2 separate regions of the Homo sapiens genome follow, and region 1 is linked to region 2. Evidence: chromatin contacts called from ENCODE Hi-C data. All regions are on one chromosome and are shown on one strand. The core of a region is the stretch at or near the end of the contact, and the rest is flanking DNA. Distances in the headings are between cores, read along the strand shown.

Region 1 (3,521 bases), core at 702-3,201, 970 kb after region 2:
TTTTTCATAATAAGAGATACATCAATAGATACCAAGAATGAATATCCTATATTCCTATTTTTTCATATTTGCATTTTTATCTCCTGTTCTCTCCCTTTATTTAATTGTTGTTCTCAATATGAATGGGTAGACTAATAGACACAGGGAAACACTAGAAAAAACTTCAATAAATTAACCCAGATGTAAATTTTAAACGATAACAGACTGAAAACTGCTTTTGTTCTGTGCTTAGCTCTGTAGAGATTTGTTTCTACTAGAGAATTCCCAAACATAAAATACATCTTCTGTGCAGTAGGTGGCGCTGCTTAATCAGGCTGAAGCAGAACTACTTTGCACTTACTGCATTCAAGTAACTGATTTTTACTTTGTACGCAGTTGTATAGTTCCCAAACAGCATGTACTTATTGTTTAAGCATCTTGCATGGTACTATACTGAATCAACTGGTCAATACTTTATATGATTTTTCTAGTTAGAAAATTTAAAAAATAACTTAAGTGACCACATTTGTTTTCTTGCAAGACATTAAGTGACAATTCTAATTAAATATTTGTTTCTCTAAAAAGTATTTAAAGGAGAAAACTTTGCAGATTGTCTCATTAGCATAAGGATAGTTGCTTTATTCACTTCCATCTTCACTTATTTAACCAGTTGATTCTTAATTATAAATTACAATCAGATGACAAAAAAAACAACACCAAAACAAGTCTGGTTTCCAGTTTCACTAGATTGGAAGTGGAAACCCAGGATAAAAGGAACACACAACATTCTAAACCTAGGAACAGTGTTACATACTTCTGATACTAACAATATTCCAGTGTCTCTATTTTGCATAATTATATATACTTTTTATGGCTAAAATATCAGGACAATGACAATATCGGAAAGCATTAATTATGAATGAGAAAATTACAAGTTTGTGAGCAAGGTAATATGTCTTTAAAATAGTAGTAAGCCTTCTATGGAGGAACATAAGTGAAAAAGCTAAAAATACATTTTTTTTCTAGAAAAGAAACAATTTAAGTTGAGCAGATAATGGAAAATTGTACTGGAAAATTCCAATGCCAATGACTCCAGGTTTTCTTCTCTGTTAATATGCAGTCAGTGTAAATCTCAGGTTCTGAAATAAACACAGTGGCTACGACAGGCCAAAGCAAAGCCAAAGTCAGTTCATAAATGGCCTTTTTGCTCCAATGAACATCCCAAATCATTCTCACAAAGGAAAAATAAATGCTTTAGTCTTTTGCTTTAAAATATGTTTTGGGGAAAATTAAAAAAAACCCAAGCTTCAGCTCTTGACAGTTTTCAGACTTGTCACTTGCCCCTCACCTTTATGTCTCTCTATACCTTACAGTTTACATGGTGTTTATTTGGTCCTCCTGATAAAGATGAAGGTAGTATTCATTCATATATAAATATATATATGTGTGTGTGTGTGTGTATGTATATACACATATATATACGTGTGTGCACACACACATACACACAATCTTAGTTGAAACTTGAAAAAACTAAACTCAGAAGAGTGGATGTGTGTATTTCAGGATTTCGTACTTTTATACACACACACACACACACACACACACACACACACACATACACACACATACCTTTTTTATAAACCTAGTGAAGCTGGGGAGCTAAGGGTGCCCCACAATATAGTCACTGCCCCACTATCTCTGCCCTGAGCCAACTAGCCTCGCAGGCACTAAGTGTGATTTTATTCCCTGGGCTCCTTTCCATGACAGAGGGAAACACTAAGTGAATGTTTTAGTGTGTCTATAAGAACTTGCTGAGACTCCTTAACCCTGAGACCAACAAGAATCTTTCCTCGGGAAAACATAAAATGCATGTGGCTTAGCTGAGCTTTTCCTGAGCTTTGTGAAGTGTGTTGGGAGCCATCCAAGCACAGCCTCTGTTTTCCAGCCCTCTACTTGCTTCTCCGGCATATTCAAGGGAAGCTCACTGAAGGATTCAGAGAACGGCTGCTGGGTGCCCCCCTCACCTCCTCCACACATCATCTATTTCCTGTGCAGGATGTTCATGTCCTCTGAGCTCAATCACTCTTATGTTACTCAGGAGAAAAATAAAAGAGCCAAATATCAACCAACTGTAGCAGAGCATCATGCTTTCTTCACAATTTCTGAGCCATTCTCTTCTCAGGTGCTTGGTCTTCTTTGCTCATTTAAAATAATTAACTTCACAAAAGCTTGTAGCTATTGTTATTTCCGTTATCGCAACCTTTCAGACACAGAAAAAAGGAAAAGTAAAAAGATTGCACATGCATTAAACTTTATGCAAAGAGATAACAGAAGAAATGAGCCAGCTCTTAGGATTCTCTTAAGGTAACAAGATGATGAACTGTGAAGCCAAGCAATTAGAATGGCCATTAAGGGGGGCAATAAAATTCCCAAGGTCATGAAGTGAACACAGACCAAACTTACAGCCAGTAGGGGTTTTCATCTATGCCTGAACCCCAGGTAGTACAGAAATGGTGACCGGTTCATGGTTGGGGGCTTGTTATTTCCTGCTTATAAAATTTTTGTTGATTTTGAAGGGCCTATGCCTTACATCAACCCAAATAAGGGTACCTATGTGCCTCTGTGAGTGAAGTTCTTGTCTTTCAGGCACAATTTTGCAGTGTGAACATTAATAATGTGAAGGGATCAACTAATAATAAGGTTTCTTCTGCAGACACTTTATAGGTAAATTCCTTTGTATGGGCATAATACACGTCGCCAACTTTGGTCATAGACCCTAGACATCTGCCCATAGGAGGCCTCTAAATACCTGGACATATCCTAGGGGCACAGGGCCTAGAAACTAGGCTAATTCCAGACAATAGAAGAGTAATCAGGAAAAGAAAAGCACCTGTGGAAACTTGGCTGCTTCGAATGTTTTCCAGGCCACTCAGAATGTCCTTCTCCAACCAAGCCTTCCTGACCCTCTTCCTGTCTTTATAATCTACTGCCTGTCTCTGATACAGGAATTGAGAAATCTATTTTTATTTTTCTTCTTTTAATAAATGCTAATGTGTCTTTCTTATATCATTGCTCCCCCCCTCCTTTTTCATGACATCATGAGAAATGGACTCATTCATTGGACAAAGATAGTGTCTTCTATGTGAGGTGCTGTGGGTGATACTAATATTTTTAACTCATGCCCCCTCCTTCAAGGAGCTAAAATTGAGAAGGAAAGGTAAGAAGTACAAAGGAATACCTACAGTATAAGGTGGTATGATAACAGCTACAAAAGTTGGGACAGTGACCAAACGAGTTTTAGAAGAGAGAGAGTTTAGAGGCAAGAGAGTTCATCTCTGGTGAGAAGACTGTGTTCACTCATGGCTGTGGCATTTACTGCAAACTTAAAGGAAGTCACATGTGGAAAGTGCCCAGGGAAGTCTGCCTGGACTGCAGGTAGTAGACACCCACAGTGAGGCTTTGTAGGAATAGAGACTGAGAGGAGTGTTTGGTTTTGTAATGACAAATCTAATAAATAGATGCATAAACTGACCAAAGGGAGA
Region 2 (3,901 bases), core at 223-2,722:
GCACCTATCAACCCATTACCTAGGTATTAAGCCCCACATGCATTAGCTATTTGTCCTGATGCTGGCAGTGTTTTTGAGTTACCAGAAGGGTATTCCCAGGAATCATTCGCAACATCTTAATTATGCACTTTGCTTGCAATACACATAATTTTTTTCTTCTCCTGTCTCAGACTGAGAAAAATTTTTAATTCTTTCAAGTGCTGGGAGTATATTGTCATTAAAGATGTCAGAGCACTTTCTAGAGAAGTTGTTGGGGAGGGAGGGTTAATACAGTGTTGTGGACTGAGTTGTGTTCCCCAAAAATTCATTTATTGATTCGTTTATTGAAGTCCTAACTCCCAGTACCACAGATGGTGACTGTGTTTGGAGAAAGGGTTTTTAAAGAGGTAATGAAGTTAAAATGAGGTCATTAAGGTGGGTCTTAATCCAGTTTCGCTGATGTCCCTAAAGAAAGAGTAAGTCTGGACACAGATGGGTAAGAGGAAGACCATGTCAAGACACAGGGAAAGATGGCCATCTACAAGCCAAGGGGAGGGGCCTCAGAAGAAACCAACCCTGCTGACACCTTGATCTTGAACTTCAAGCTCTTAGAATTGTGAGAAAATAAATTTCTGTTGTCTAAAGACACCCAGTCTGTGGTAATTTGTTATGGCAGCCCTGTGTACTAACCCACACAGTAAAGAAATAATGGTAAAACATCTTCAGATGAGCATTCACCTATCCAAAGAGAAAGAGGATAGTGAGTGGGTAGATGATATAGTAGGTTTCAAATGGTCCAGAAGGATATAAAGTTTCCATTACATATTTTTCTATTTGTTTCCCAACTAGATTGTGGGACCACAGAGAGTAGAAATGATGTCTAACCTGTCTTTGAAACTTTTTCTCATAGGTGTTCATGTATGCCTACAGGATTGATCCATAGTGAATAGAGGAGGTATGCAGCAGTGAGCATACACCACAGTGTAATGTATGGCTAAGAGAGCAGGCTCTCGAGTTAGTTTGCTGAGATTGAATCCCAGATATGCCACTTATTAGTTGTCTGCTTTGGGACAAATTTCTCCATCTCTCTGTGCCTCAGTTTTTTCATGTGTAAAACAGATAATCATTATACTTATCTCATCAGTTTGCTGTGAGTACTAAATGAGTCCATATATGTATAAGCACTTAGAATAGTTCCAGGTACATAAATGGCACTCAGTAAGACTTTGCTATTAGACACATCATTTTAAGACTGCCCACAGAGTAAACAACAGGAGGAGCTCTGCTGTAATAGTTGACATAAAGCAGAAAGACTCTGTGTCCAGTTGATAGTACTATCAGTTCCTTGGCCAATTTCCAACTTACGTTCTTCCCACGTAAGTAGCCAGATCCTCCCCACTCTGGTGAAAGGAATTGGCTCTTATAAAACTAATGAGGAACATCACAGGCCTGCATAATGAAAGAGGTCATTCTGTCCTTCCTTAGCGTGCCTGTGTGGCACAATGCTATTAAGTTAGAGGGGCTGTTAGGCAAGCACTTCTCACAATTTGTTGGGTAATGACTCTATTTGGATCAGTGGGCTAAATGCTGGGGGGCTGGGGAAGAGTTGAGAAGAGTCAGAGAACACACACACTCGAGAACAAGTGGAGGCCAATTTCTCTGCCTTGGCTGAACACCTTGCAATTCTGGTGTGTTTCTAGAGAGATAGAATATGCCCCTGTGCAACACATCTGAAAACTTAAGCAGCTATACTTAAAATGCAGACCACATATTTGAGTGCAAAAAGAACATAAATTAACAGCTGAATTTAACTTAAAGAAATCGTATCATGAGAAGGTAAGCTCTCAGGAAGGTTTGAAGGATGAAAGAACACAAATTGGTAGAGATGAGGAAAAGAGAGAAACCATTATTCAACAACAACCTATGTTTCAGATGCAGTGTCTCATTTAGTTTTATCAGTAACCCTAAAGATGGGTAGAGGTAATTACCTTCATGCCTGACTCATAATGATAGGAGACAGGCATTTTAGAAATATGCCTATTCACTAAAATAAATGCTTGGTGATGTCATCCTTCGTCAGAGTCAGATATTTTACCATTAGCTCCTTCTTCATAAACAATCCTCTTTTGTCCGTCAACTTAAAATTGTGAGATCTATACATTTGGAGAGGAGAGCTTTATGTTTTATTTTATTTTATTTTGAGACAGAGTCATGCCCTGTCACCCAGACTGGAGTGCAGTGGCGCGATCTTGGCTCACTGCAACCTCTGCCTTCTGGGTTCAAACAATTCTCCTGCCTCAGCCTCCTGAGTAACTGGAACTACAGGCATGCACCACCACACCCGGCTGATTTTTTTTTTTTTTTTTTGTATTTTTAGTAGAGGCAGGTTTCACTATGTTGGCCAGGCTGGCCTTGAACTCCTGACCTCAGATGATCCACCCGCCTCGGCCTCCCAAAATGCTGGGATTACAGGCGTGAGCCACTACGACCGGCCGAGAGCTTTATTCCTTAAAAAGAGTTGCAGCCTGCAAGCCGGCCATCCTACAGGCCGAGAAGCATAGATTCTGGCAGAAACTGAAAGTGGGCACTTTGAAGGAGGAAGGGTGAGACAGGAATTTATGCTGAATGGGTTGGATAAGTATACATATTAAACAGGGTATAGCAGGACTAGGAATAATCACAAAATTGGGTATGCAAGTATGAGTAGTAAGCAAACATGAATGTTATATACATCCCATTTTCACTTTGGGGTGGAGACAACATTTAAATGCATCAAAATTTGGCTGTATATGTCAAAAGGTGAAATGGAGGACACAAAGACATGCAGTGCCCAGTCCTGTAAACAGCCAGAACGAGTCCATGGTGCGTGGTCTCTCACCAGCCAGGAATGCTGGTCAATTGTTGTGCCGAAACCACAAAAACGAAGGGGAGTCTGGTTGCAGTATCAGGCAGTTGTTTGAAATCAGTAGCAGAGCAAGTCTTTCAAAAGGACAGGTTTCTGTTTAACTCTTAGGAAAGAAAAGTCTGGTGGTTAGTGAGGGAGGAGGAAAAAGTAGGTGAGCCTGACCTTCCATCCCATCATGGCTGGAAGGAGGAGGAAAAAGGAGGCAACATGGACCTTCCATCCCATCATGGCTGGAAGGAGGAGGAAAAAGGAGGCAACATGGACCTTCCATCCCATCATGGCTGGAAGGAGGAGGAAAAAGGAGGCAACATGGACCTTCCATCCCATCATGGCTGGAAACCCTGTTTCTAAGCTTTCTCTGAGGTCCCCTTGGCCAAGAGAGTGTCCATTTAGTCAGTTGGGGAGCTGAACATTTTATTTTTATTTCTCATGTCTAAATTCTATTGTTGCATGCATATGAAGATTATAGTATATTTATTTATTTATTTCTGAGACAGGGTCTTACTCTGTCATCCAGGTTGAAGTGCAGTGGTGCAATCATAGCTCACTGCAGCCTTGATCTCCTGTGCTCAAGCCATCCTCCTGCCTCATCCTCCTGAGTAGGAGGGACTACAGGCATGTGCCACAACACCTGACTGATTTTTTGACATTATTTTAGAGACGAGGTCTTTCTATGTGTCCAGGCTGGTCTTGAATGACCGAGCTTAGGTGATCTTCCTATCTCAGCCTCCCAAGTAGCTGGGACTACAGGCATGAGTCACTGCTCCTGGCTGATATTATATTTAATTAAAAATATTTGTGCAGGCCAGGCACAGTGGCTCACACCTGTAATCCCAGCACTTTGGGAGGCTGAGGTGGGCAGATCGCCTGAGATCAGGAGTTTGAGACCAGCCTGACCAATATGGCAAAACCCTGTCTCTACTACTAAAAAAAAAAAAAAAAAAAAAAATTAACCAGGTGTGTTGGCACATACCTGTAATCTCAGCTACTCAGGAGGCTGAGGCATAAGAATTGCTT

Evidence for each region. Hi-C counts contacts between places; a loop is a spot of excess contacts on that map. Pooled maps may share reads with other maps.
Region 1: a loop to region 2 is called in a map of K562, with 8 times the contacts of the local background. The contact joins two enhancer-like sites. A Hi-C loop is called at or near these places in 4 of 168 maps with a recorded cell type or tissue (GM12878, IMR-90, K562 and 1 more), 13 of 37 single-sample maps with no recorded cell type and 16 of 50 pooled maps.

What each region holds. Positions count from the first base shown.
Region 1 is chr4:142,126,785-142,130,305 of GRCh38, forward strand. All of the region lies in intron 18 of INPP4B (inositol polyphosphate-4-phosphatase type II B), which reads right to left. Among named protein-coding and RNA genes, the nearest start is that of IL15, 490 kb to the left of the region's middle. Within about 2 kb of position 1,952, at least 7 of the 41 ENCODE cell types and tissues checked have a DNase peak (open chromatin) inside an H3K27ac peak, as active enhancers do.
Region 2 is chr4:141,152,925-141,156,825 of GRCh38, forward strand. It overlaps a transcript of RNF150 not described here. Among named protein-coding and RNA genes, the nearest start is that of RNF150, 21 kb to the left of the region's middle. Within about 2 kb of position 1,473, at least 2 of the 41 ENCODE cell types and tissues checked have a DNase peak (open chromatin) inside an H3K27ac peak, as active enhancers do.